2 separate regions of the Homo sapiens genome follow, and region 1 is linked to region 2. The links are chromatin contacts, found by Hi-C or POLR2A ChIA-PET in ENCODE. All regions are on one chromosome and are shown on one strand. Each heading gives the region's core, a stretch centred on a gene start or an enhancer-like site at or near the end of the contact. The rest is flanking DNA. Distances are from core to core; before and after follow the strand shown. Region 1 holds the start of CUTC (cutC copper transporter). Region 2 holds the start of PI4K2A (phosphatidylinositol 4-kinase type 2 alpha).

Region 1 (5,511 bases), core at 705-3,204, 2.1 Mb before region 2:
TGAGGCAGGAGAATTGCTTGAACCTGGGAGGTGGAGGTTGCAGTGAGCTGAGATCAGGCCACTGCACTCCAGCCTGGGCGACAAGAGCCAGACTCCGTCTCAAAAAAAAAAAAAAAAAAAAAATACTATCAGTCCCAAACTGTGAAAGGGTTAAGTGTCAATCTATGCTCTTAACCAACAGCTCTGCATTATTAACTCCATGAGTTTCCTGGTAGCTACCAGACCAGCTGTCAGATCAGTGGCACTGGCCGATGCTGATGCTGCCGGGGGACTATTTGCCTCACACAAGAAAGGACCCTAGGCAGGAGAAGATGGAGAGATGTATAAAAAAGGCTATGACAGAAGGCAGAGCAAGGCAGTTGTCCCAAGCAACAAAGTTATAGGATCAAAGGAGAAGCAGCAGCAGTTCTCAAAGTGTAGTAGTCCAGAGAGCTTTGGGAGCCTCTGAGACTTTTCAGAGTCTGCAGGGCTACAACCGTTTTCTTAATAATTCTAACACTTTATTTGACTTTTTCACTTTAATTCTCTCACAAGTGAGAGGCGTTTTCTTTTTTGAGGCAGAGTCTCACTCTGTCACCCAAGATGGAGTGCATTGGCGCGATCTCGGCTTACTGCAACCTCCGTGAAGAGGCGTTTTCAAGAGGCTACTTGACATGTTAGACTGAATGAAGCAGCGGGCATGAGAATCCAGCTGTCTTCCATTAAGATATACTGAAGAAACTTGCAAAAATATATTTCCACTCTTTTGCTTTTTTTGTTGTTGTTGTTTAGGAATATTTCTTTTTCAAAAAAATATTATGTCAATATGTAATGGGTTTACTATGGTTATTTTCTAATCAATATTTTAAAATTTTGTTTTAATTTTATTTTTATTTTTTTGAGACGGAGTCTCGCTCTGTCGCCCAGGGTGGAGTGCAGTGGCGCGATCTCGGCTTACTGCAACCTCCGCCTCCCGGGTTCAAGTGATTCTCCTGCCTCAGCCTCCCGAGTAACTGGTATTACAGGCGCCTGCCACCATGCCCAGCTAATTTTTGTATTTTTAGTAGAGACGGGGTTTCACCATGCTGGCCAGGCTGGTCTCGAACTCCTGAGCTCAGATGATCTGTCCCCCTCGGCCTCCCAAAAAAAAATTTGTTTTAATTTCTAATACAGTCAAAATAGATAGATGTAATCCACATAAAGAAAAAATCTTTGAGGATTCTTGATAACTTTTAGGAAGGTTCCTCTTCACGGAGGAAGAGGGACTTGCCAAATTCTCTGGCACCTGCCATGCCATGCTACCCTGGCACTCAGGAAGAACTCGGGTCTTGGAGCAGCCACAAGCTCGGCCACTTGGTAGCTGCGTGACTTTGGGGACCAAGCCCCGTCCCCGCCGTGGCAGCTACAGGTAACTGCAGGTTAGGAACTGGGCTCCGCGCTCGACAATTAACTATCCCAGCGGAGTACTGGCTGCTGGTGCGGGCGGTACTGGCATCCTCGTGTGGCGACGGAAAAAACGTGAAGCTGAAGTTAACCAACTTGCACAAGGTCGCAGGGCCGTTATGAGGGGACCCCGGGACTCGAACCTTGGCTCCACAGCTGAGCCATTCTCGCTACCTGCCCCTCGTCACGCCCTCCGTTTCCACACCTTTAACGCCTCAAAGATAGAAGGTGCCGCCCAAGGGGCTGGAAGGAGCTGAGGAAACGACTCCAGAAGAAATCACCACTGACTACGACTCCCGCCGGCCCGCCCCGGGGAGCCTTCGGCCGACCGTCCCCTCCCCCGCCACCTTCCGCACCGGCCTTCCCGGACGGTATCCGCGCTCGTTTTCGCTCAGAGGAGGCCCCCTGCCTTTTCATGCTCCACGCGTTCCTCCCTCGTGCGCCTGCAGTTTCCACTTGGAATTTGGGCTCCGGCGCGCACCAGCTAAGAAGCGCGTCAACAGCTGCGCGCGCCCGTGCGCGCGTCCCCGACACCTACGCCCCAGCAGCCCCCGCGAAAGCGGAGTCGCAACGCAGGCGCACTTCTGTTCGCTCCGGTCCCCAGAGAAGGCGGGGCTCCCGCTGCCCGACCCGGAAGTGCTTCTCTTTTCCTTGGCGGAGGAGGGAGACCACAGAGCCCTGGGTTGTGGAAGAGGTGGCTGTTCCCTGTCATCAGTATGCAGCGATTGCTCTTTCCGCCGTTGAGGGCCTTGAAGGGGAGGCAGTATCTGCCGCTCCTGGCTCCTAGGGCAGCGCCTAGAGCACAGGTACCGCACTGCAGCGGACTCCGAGTCGCGGGAGCGGGGATGGAGTGAAAGGGCCGGGATAAAGATAATGTAGAGCCCCACATCACGTTTCCGGAGCTCCTTACAGTGCACTCACAACGCATAGGTTCAGATCAGAGCCCCTAGGTTCAGATCTGGAACATTGACCTGCTGTGTGGTATTGGCCAAGTTAATTAAACTTTCTGTTCTTCAGTTTCCTTATCTGTAAAATGGGGATAACAATACCTACTTTAAGGTTTGTTATGAGGATTACATTCTTTAATATACATCAGGCCTTTAGCACATGGTAAAAGCTGAGTAATTTTTACCCATATAGTTTATTTTTGCTTAAAAAGTTCCAAGTAGTCAGATGAGGAAGTATTACTGCATCCTACAGAGAAGGAAATTGAGGCTTAAAGTTACTTTTCTAAAGGTGACTCAGTTAATCAGAAATAGGAAACCGAGCATGGATCTTTGGACTCACAGGGATATAGTAAGAAGAGGGCATGCATTTGCTTAACTAGTAATTATTGAGTGGTTATTATATATTAGGAACTGGAAAAAGAAAGATAAATATTACAAGACTCCTGCCCTGGAGGAAGTCAGTTTATTCATTTGCGAAATCCTTATCATGGTCTCATTATATAAAGGAACAGTGTTAGAAACAAAGCTAGCAGAAGGGAGAGAGCAAGACTGACCGGACACTGCCACCCCAAAGCTCATAGTTTAGTGGGAGATACAAACAGATGAACCTGAAGGTAGAGTGATGTGCTGCATAACAACATTTTGGTCAACAACAGGCCACAGATACAGTCATGGTCCCATAAGATTATAATGGAGCTGCCTTTCCAAGTGTACCTTTTTTTTAAAAAAAAATCTTTTTCTCTAAATTTCTTTTTTAGAGACAGCGTTTTACTTTGTCACCCAGGCTGGAGTGCTGTGGCATGATTATAACTCACTGCAGCCTCCAGCTTGGAAATCCTGGCCTCAAGCATCCTCTTACCTCAGTCACTTAAGTAGCTAAGACTACAAGTGTGTGCCACTGTGCCTAATTTTTGAAAAAATAGAGATAGGGGGTCTCGCTACATTGCCCAGGCTGGTCTCGAACTACTGGCCTCAAGTGATCCTCTCACCTTGGCCTCCCAAAGCCTTGGGATTATAGGCTTGAGCCGTTGCACCTGGCCCCATTTTTAAATCTTTTATACCATATTTTTACTGTAATTTTTCTATGTTTAGATAAACAAATACCATTGTGTTACAGTATTCGGTACATAATATGCCATACAGATTTATAGCCTAAGAGCAATAAGTCATACCATATAGCTCAGGGGTGTAGTAGGCGATACCATCTAGATTTCTGTAAGTACTTTTTTTTTTGAGAGATGGAGTCTCACTTCATCGCCTAGGCTGGAGTGCAGTGGTGAGACCTTGGCTCACTGCAACCTCTGCCTCCCAGGTTCAAGTGATCCTGCCACCTCAGCCTCTCAAATAGCTGGGATTACAAGCATACACCACCATGCCCAGCTAATTTTTGTATTTTTGGTAAAGATGGGGTTTCACCATTTTGGCCAGGCTGGTCTTGAATTCCTGACCCAAGTGATCTCCCTGCCTCTGCCTCCCAAAGTGCTGGGATTACAGGTGTGAATCACTACACCCAGCCTTTAGATTTGTGTAAGTACATTCTATGAGGTTCACACAATGATGAAATTGCTTAAGAATGCATTTCACAGAACATGTGCCCCTGTTGTTAAGTGATGCTTGACTGTACATTACAGTGTATTAAGGGCTTTCCAGTGTGCTGTGGGAGTGACCTATTGCAGACCTTGAAGAGCCTGGGAATACATCCCAGAGGAGGTGACATGTAAGCGGAGATCTGCAGTAGGTATTATTAATCAGGGGAAAGGAAGTGTACAAGCCAGAGAGAAATGTTGAAAGACCTAGAGGTGAAAGAAAATATTCCATATCTGTAAGTAGAGTGAAGTCTGAGGGAAGTATTCAGAGATGAGAAGATTCATGTAGTTGGGGATAGGTTTGAGTGAGGCTAGATTTGAAAACCAATTGGAAAACCAGTTGGAAGGCTGATGCAGTAATCCAGATAAGAGATGATGACTTAACAAGACATGGCTGTGGGGATGCTATGGTACTTCGCGCTAATCAGAATGGGGTTGAGTGTGGGTAGCAGCCATTCCCTGTTTCTCCAGTTGTAATTTGTCTATCTTGATCTTTAGTGTGATTGCATCAGGCGCCCTTTGAGGCCAGGGCAATACAGCACCATCTCTGAAGTAGCTTTGCAATCTGGAAGGGGTACAGTGTCCCTTCCCTCAAAGGCTGCTGAGCGGGTGGTGGGCCGATGGCTCCTGGTCTGCAGTGGAACAGTGGCTGGAGCAGTTATTCTTGGTGGAGTAACTAGGTAAGTAATTTGCTCGTAGTGAGTCAGGTATTTGGATCATCAGTAGAAGCACAGGTTGACTGAGGAGAAAGGATTTTTTTTTTTTTTTTTTTTGAGACAGAGTCTTGCTCTGTTGGCCAGGCTGGAGTGCAGTGGTGTGATCTCGGCTGACTGCAACCTCCGTCTCCTGAGTTCAAGCGATTCTCCTGCCTCAGCCTCCCAAGTAGCTGGGACTAGGCGCGTGCCACCATATCTGGCTAATTTTTTGTATTTTTAGTAGAGACAGGGTTTCACCATGTTGGCCAGGCTGATCCAAACTCCTCACCTCAGGTGATCTGCCCACCTCGGCCTCCCAAAGTGCCAGGATTACAGGCATGAGCCACCATGCCCAGCTGGAGAAAGGAATTTTACAGAGCATCTAGTCTAGCTCCCTCATTGTATAGATGGAGAAACCGAGGCCTTAAAGAAGGAACATGTCTGATGGCTTGCCCTGCCATAGAACAGTTGAGTGTTTTATTAGTAGGAGCCTTCTATAAAGACTGGTTTATGTCTTAACTGGTACCTGTGCATTGTTTATGTATCTTTTCTCTTTCAATCAGAGTCCAAGTTTGTCTCAAAACTTTTTTTACAGTTTGTTTGAATTAAACCCAAAGAAGTTCTGTACATCACAATTGGTTCATGTTTCTTAGGTTTGTTTAAATCTATCAAGAGACTATAGATTTAGACACTCCTCCCTTTCCCCCTCTTCTAGTTGCTGAGGAAACTCTAGTCATTTGTCCTATGGTTATGCACAGTTTAGATTTTGCTGACTGCATAACTGTGTGATATTTAACATGTTCCTTTGTCCCGTCTATTTCCTGTGAATGAGTAGTTGGTTGATCAGATTCAAATTAGGGA
Region 2 (5,518 bases), core at 2,443-4,942:
TGTTTTGTTTTTGAGACGGAGTCTCACTCTGTCGCCCAGGCTGGAGTGCAGTGGTACGATCTCGGCTCACTGCAACCTCCACCTCCCAGGCTCAAGCAATTCTCCTGCTTCAGCCTCCCGAGTAGCTGGGATTACAAGTGCCTGCCACAGTGCTCGGCTAATTTTTGTATTTTTAGTAGAGATGGGGTTTCACCATGTTGACCAGGCTGGTCTCGAACTCCTGACCTCCAGTGATGCGCCTGCCTCGGCCTCCCAAAGTGCTGAGAGTACAGGCGTGAGCCACCGCACCTGTCCAGAATATGGAAATTCTGATGACTGACTCTGAGGGAGCAAAGGATAGTGGTGAGAACATGAACTCCACAGCCAACCCGCCTTGGCCCAATCCTGCCTCTACCACTTACTAGGTGTGAGACCTTGGAAAAATTTGTTATACCATGGGCTTGTGTTGTCACCTGCGGGGATAATAACAGTACCTACCTCCAAGGGTGGTTATAAAGATTAAGTGAGTTATTATTTGTAAAGCACTTAAAGGAATATAGTAAATGCTATGTAAGTATTTGTTTAATAAAGTAAATACATTTGGAGGAGAGCCAAAGATGACAATTCCAACTACAGTAAGTCTGTGGGCCAGTCTAACCCACCGCAAGCATTTAGAAAGTGCCCTTTGTTCTAAATCACATTTTCTTCACTGGAAGCAGTATGAGTACGTCAAAAAGTTTTGTCAGGGCATCTGTGTTTGGACTTCCCCTATGAGAAAGGATAGTGGCCAGGAAATTTTAGAGACTGGAATCCCTAAATCACCAAGTAACATACCTATGGTCTGTCCTTCTCTGTGGCCTATGTACTGAGATGGTAGTACTTTACCTGCCAGGTAGAATTAAGAGATCGTATTACTTCCATCTGTCAAAGCACCAGCTCACTTCTCAGCTGACCTAACCCACTTCCAATGCAGCTCTAACAGTGTCATGAAAGAAAAACAAAAATATTCCTCCTTCTCCTGTACCTATCAAAGATAATCTTAGCCCCTTCTTACATTTGCCAACAAACTAAAAATACCCTCTGCCCACAAAAAAAGGACAGGCATGGTGGGTCACACCTGTAATCCCAGCACTTTGGGAGGCTGAGGCAAGAGGATGACTGCTTGAAGCCAGGAGTCTGAGACCAACCAGGGCAACATGGCGAGACTCTTGTCTCCATGAAAAATAATTTTTAGCCGGGTGTGGTGGTGCGTGCCTGTAGTCCCAGCTACTCGGAAGCTGAGTGGGAGGACCTTGAGCCCTGGATGTCAAGGCTGCAGTGAGCAGTGAGACTGCACCACTGCACTCCAGCCTGGGTGTCAGAGTGAGACCTTCTCTGAAAGAAAGAAAGACGAGAAAGAGAGAATGAATGAAAGAAAGAAAGAAAAAGAAAGAAAGAGAAAGAAAGAAAGGAAAGAAAGGAAGGAAGGAAGGAAGGAAGGAAGGAAGGAAGGAAGGAAGAAAGAAAGAAAGAAAGAAAAAGAAAGAAAGAAAGGAAGGAAGGAAGGAAGGAAGGAAGGAAGGAAGGAAGGAAGGAAGAAAGAGAAAGCAAGCAAGCCTCTGGCTGACATTTAAACCTCAGGGCACTCACATTTCTTTGCTTCTAGAAATGATGGTTCCCACTTGAGCTTGCAAGCTCTTTTATTTAAGAAACTTGGAGGCCGGGCGCGGTGGCACGCCTGTAATCCCAGCGCTTTGGGAGGCCGAGGTGGGCAGATCACAAGGTCAAGAGATCGAGACCATCCTGGCCAACATGGTCTCTACTAAAAATACAAAAATTAGCTGGGTGTGGTGGTGCACGCCTGTAGTCCCAGCCACTCAGGAGGCTGAGGCAGGATAATTGCTTGAACCTGGGAGGCGGAGGCTGCAGTGAGCTGAGATCGCGCCACTGCACTCCAGCCTGGCGACAGAGCAAGACTCTGTCTCAAAAAAAAAAGAAAAAAAAAAAGAAAAAGAAACTTCGAAAGACTTATTACTCGCAAAGCTTTCCCCAACTCAGTTTATGTAAACTGAGAAACTGAGTTCATGGCAGAATTGTTCTCTAATTCTTGATTAATTCAGGGACGACTCAAACTCTGAGTGAATAACTAGATCATTCAATGAGCCGAACCAAGAGCTACAAGTAACAGCCCGTCCTGGCCACTCAGGACTCCTATTAAAACAGCACCCTGGCCATCTAAAGAGTTCACACAGGAGAGATGTCAGGGAAAATCTGAGGAAACTTTGACACCCATAATTTAAATAACAATACATCTTTCCAATGACCCATTGCAGCACACCTGAAAATTTCCCTGAAACTTCCCTGAAAACAGGGAAGACTTGGTATTTCTTAAATTCTGCAGTTCTCAAAAGGATAAAGGTCACTTCTCAGATACCCTGGTCACTCCATGCCCCATCCTATAACCATCCCCCTTTATATACAGGCAGGGGACAAAATAAAGGTCGGCAAACGCTCTGCCTTAGTTGAAAAGCAGGCTGTTGATAGCCCTGGGAGAGAAATGAAAGAAAAAGTAGCTGATGGCCCCATGTTTCTAAAACTCCAAGTTCTATCTAAACTTTGGAGTCGTCAAAAAGTATTTGAACCCTTTCCCAGAAGTGAGCAATACCCAGGGCAGATGAAACTGGTGAGTCCGCCCATTCTTTCTTCAACGTCTGTTAATAAGAGCTGGGACGGTGGCAGGGGACATCCCCCACAACATAGAAGGCTGGAACTGAATTCTCAGATCCCCTGATAGGTCACCCATCCTCCTCCGTGAACAGCGACACACTGGTTCGGTCGGTCCAAAAAGAGAGAACAGGCCTAAAGCCCCAAATCTGCAAGTCGGCGGCCGAATAGCTGTCCCAGTAGTGTGAAGCTAAGTACCCTACTAGAAAGCAGTCTCTGTCCAGCGGCGGATTGCCCCACCACACCGCTGAGCCCCCGGCCCGTATCTGGTCAATTTCCTCTTTTCATTTTCCGCTCACTCCTCCCCCACCAAGTAGGTTCTGATTTATTTCTCCATTCCGCAGAGCGTCCCCAGCTCCAGTCCTCAGTGGCATCCCTAAATCCTGCCAGGGGCTGGTACTGTGAAGTTTCTCCCTTTTCCCTCTGGCTGTGCGAAGCCCCCAACTCCCCAGGAGCGCCGCCGGCCCTCAGCCCGCGGCGGCGGTCCCCACCCCCGCACTCACCCCCTGAGGGTCCTTGACGAAGTAGCTTCCGCTGGAGCCCTGGTAGATGCGCTCGGGAAAGATGCAGCGCTCGATGGCCAGCTCGGCCTGCCGCACCACCGCCTCGAACTCAGGATCCTCCGGGAACTCGTTCCGCTCGCGGTGGGCCTGAGCGGCGTGGGCTGCCGCCGCGGCCTGAGCGGCCAGAGCCTGGGCCTGCGCCGCCACGGTTTGGGTCTGGCCCTGGGCCGCCGCGCCCCGGGCCCGATCCAACAGTGGCTGCCGCTCGCGGTCGTGGCCCGGCGAGCCCGGCGGAGAGGGGCCCGAGCCGGCCGCCGCCGCCACTCGGACCGCGCCCCCGGGCACCTGCGGAAAGTGAGCGCCCGAGCCCGACGGGAAGGTGTAGTCCGGGGGTTGGGCCCGCTCGGGGGACACTAGTGGGCTCGTCTCGTCCATCCCTCAGACAGCCGGCTCCGGGACCCGGCGCGCTCCACACCACTGCGCTCGCGGCCGCGACCAATCCGTGACATCCCCCAGGCCCCGGCCGGCCAACCAGGTCGCGACGCCTCCTTGGCCCCGCCTCTAACCTGCCCTGTTTACTTGGCTACGAATAGGCACGGCCCCTCGCGCGCGAACAGTAGCCAATCAGAACCTGCTCCTACGCAATCGCTGCCTCCGCATTTTTCTCCCCGTCACCTTCTGTGAAGACTGCGCATGCTCCAGGACCCAACCTTGGGTCAGGCACGCCCCCTGCCCCTACTATACCAGCGCCACGCTTAGCTTCCAATTGGCTTACTGGACTTGGGCGCTTTCAAAACAGCAACTATCCTGTCAGTCACTCATTGAGTGCCTACTCTGAACCGGCTGTGAGATTGGAGGAATCTCATCTATGTATCCTCATTCATTCAGTCAGGCACTCATTCATTTATTGAGCACGTACTATGTTCTAAGTGCTAGGGAGACAGCAGTGAAGCAAAGAAACAAAGCTGCTGCTCTACCTCGATGAAACGTTTTTTTTGGGGCGGGGGGTTTGTTTTTTGGGTTTGTTTTTTTTTTTTTTTTGAGACAGAGTGATCAGTCTCCAAAAAAAAAACGACAGAGGTCAAGTGATCTGCCCACCTCGACCTCCCAAAGTGCTGGGATTACAGGTGTGAGCCACTGCGCTTGGCCTGGAAGTAGGTTTTTAAAGGAAAAGAGGCAGTTCCTAACTTGTTTACCAAGAATTTACATTAAAATAACAAGTTATAGATTGGCTATACATTGTACTTTGTATCCCAAATTCGTATCTCAGTTGACCTAACATACTTCCAATGTAGATGTAACAATGTCAGGTTACACTTCAAGTTCGCAGGAACTTGAAGGTAATGGGTGAAGTAGCCAGTCAGGATAAAATGTCTTAACAATTGCCTCCAGGTTTTCCTAGGAAGCCCTGAAGATTTCTTTTTAAAATATTATTATTATTTTTTTAGAGTTAGGTTATCTCTATGTTGCCTGGGCTGGTCTTGAACTCCTGGCCTCAGGCGATCCTCCTCCCTCAGTCTCCCAGAGTGCTGGGGGATTACAGGTGTGAACCACCCACAGTGCAGCCAAAAAATAAAAAATTTTTAAAAGAAAAAAACCCGCCAGGCACAGTGGCTCACGCCTGTAATCCCAGCACTTTGGGAGGCTGAGGCAGGCGGATCACCTGAGGTCGGGAGTTCAAGACCAGCCTGACCAACATGAAGAAACCCTGTCTCTACTAAAAATACAAAATTAGCCGGGCATGGTGGCACATGCCTATAATCTCAGCTACTCGGGAAGCTGAGGCAGGAGAATCGCTTGAACCCAGGAGGCAGAGGTTGCAGTGAGAAACTCTGTCAAGAAAGAAAGAAAAAGAGAGAAAGAGAAAGAAAGAAAGGGAGAGGGAGAGGGGCAGGAAGAAATAAAGAAAAGAAAGGGAAGGAAAGAAAGGAAAGAAAGAAAGAAAGAAACCATTGCCCCAGAGTGTGGGTGTGGAAGGCATGACTGAAGTCCCATACTCATGTCTTTGAGCCAATAGACTGTGCATACATCACACAGAGCTCAGACTGCTCTAAGCTATCTTTCCTTCTCAACCTTATAGGAATTCAAGGCCAGCCTGGGCAACATAGCAAGACTCCATCTATTTTTTAAAAATTAATTTTTTTAAGGAGTTCCTAGGAAAACCCAGGGGCAATTGTTAAGACATTTTATTCCTGACTCGCTGCCTCACCCATTATCTTCAAGTTCCTGTGAAGATACAAACTTGTGATACAAAGAATAATACATAGCCAATTAATATCTTACACTGTGCCTGGCCCAGCTGCTCAATGCTTATTTGTTAATTGAAGAAAAAT

What was found. A loop is a pair of places that touch in the nucleus more often than their neighbours do. ChIA-PET counts read pairs that join two places held with the same protein, here RNA polymerase II (POLR2A). Pooled maps may share reads with other maps.
Region 1: a pooled map shows a loop between it and region 2 (19-fold over the local background). The contact joins the promoter of CUTC here to the promoter of PI4K2A in region 2. A Hi-C loop is called at or near these places in 1 of 168 maps with a recorded cell type or tissue (vagina), 1 of 37 single-sample maps with no recorded cell type and 8 of 50 pooled maps. POLR2A ChIA-PET finds 5 or more read pairs at or near these places in 1 of 52 experiments (K562).

Annotation. Positions count from the first base shown.
Region 1 is chr10:99,728,677-99,734,187 of GRCh38, reverse strand. It overlaps CUTC (cutC copper transporter), which reads right to left and starts at 1,954. Exons shown (of 9, transcript NM_015960.3): 1 at 1,779-1,954. The coding sequence starts at 1,839. COX15 (cytochrome c oxidase assembly factor COX15) reads left to right here and starts at 2,061. Exons shown (of 9, transcript NM_078470.6): 1 at 2,061-2,228; 2 at 4,454-4,635. The coding sequence starts at 2,139. RefSeq lists an enhancer at 2,140-2,359.
Region 2 is chr10:97,638,845-97,644,362 of GRCh38, reverse strand. It overlaps PI4K2A (phosphatidylinositol 4-kinase type 2 alpha), which reads right to left and starts at 3,692. Exons shown (of 9, transcript NM_018425.4): 1 at 3,186-3,692. The coding sequence starts at 3,620. RefSeq lists silencers at 3,373-3,602, 4,767-4,950.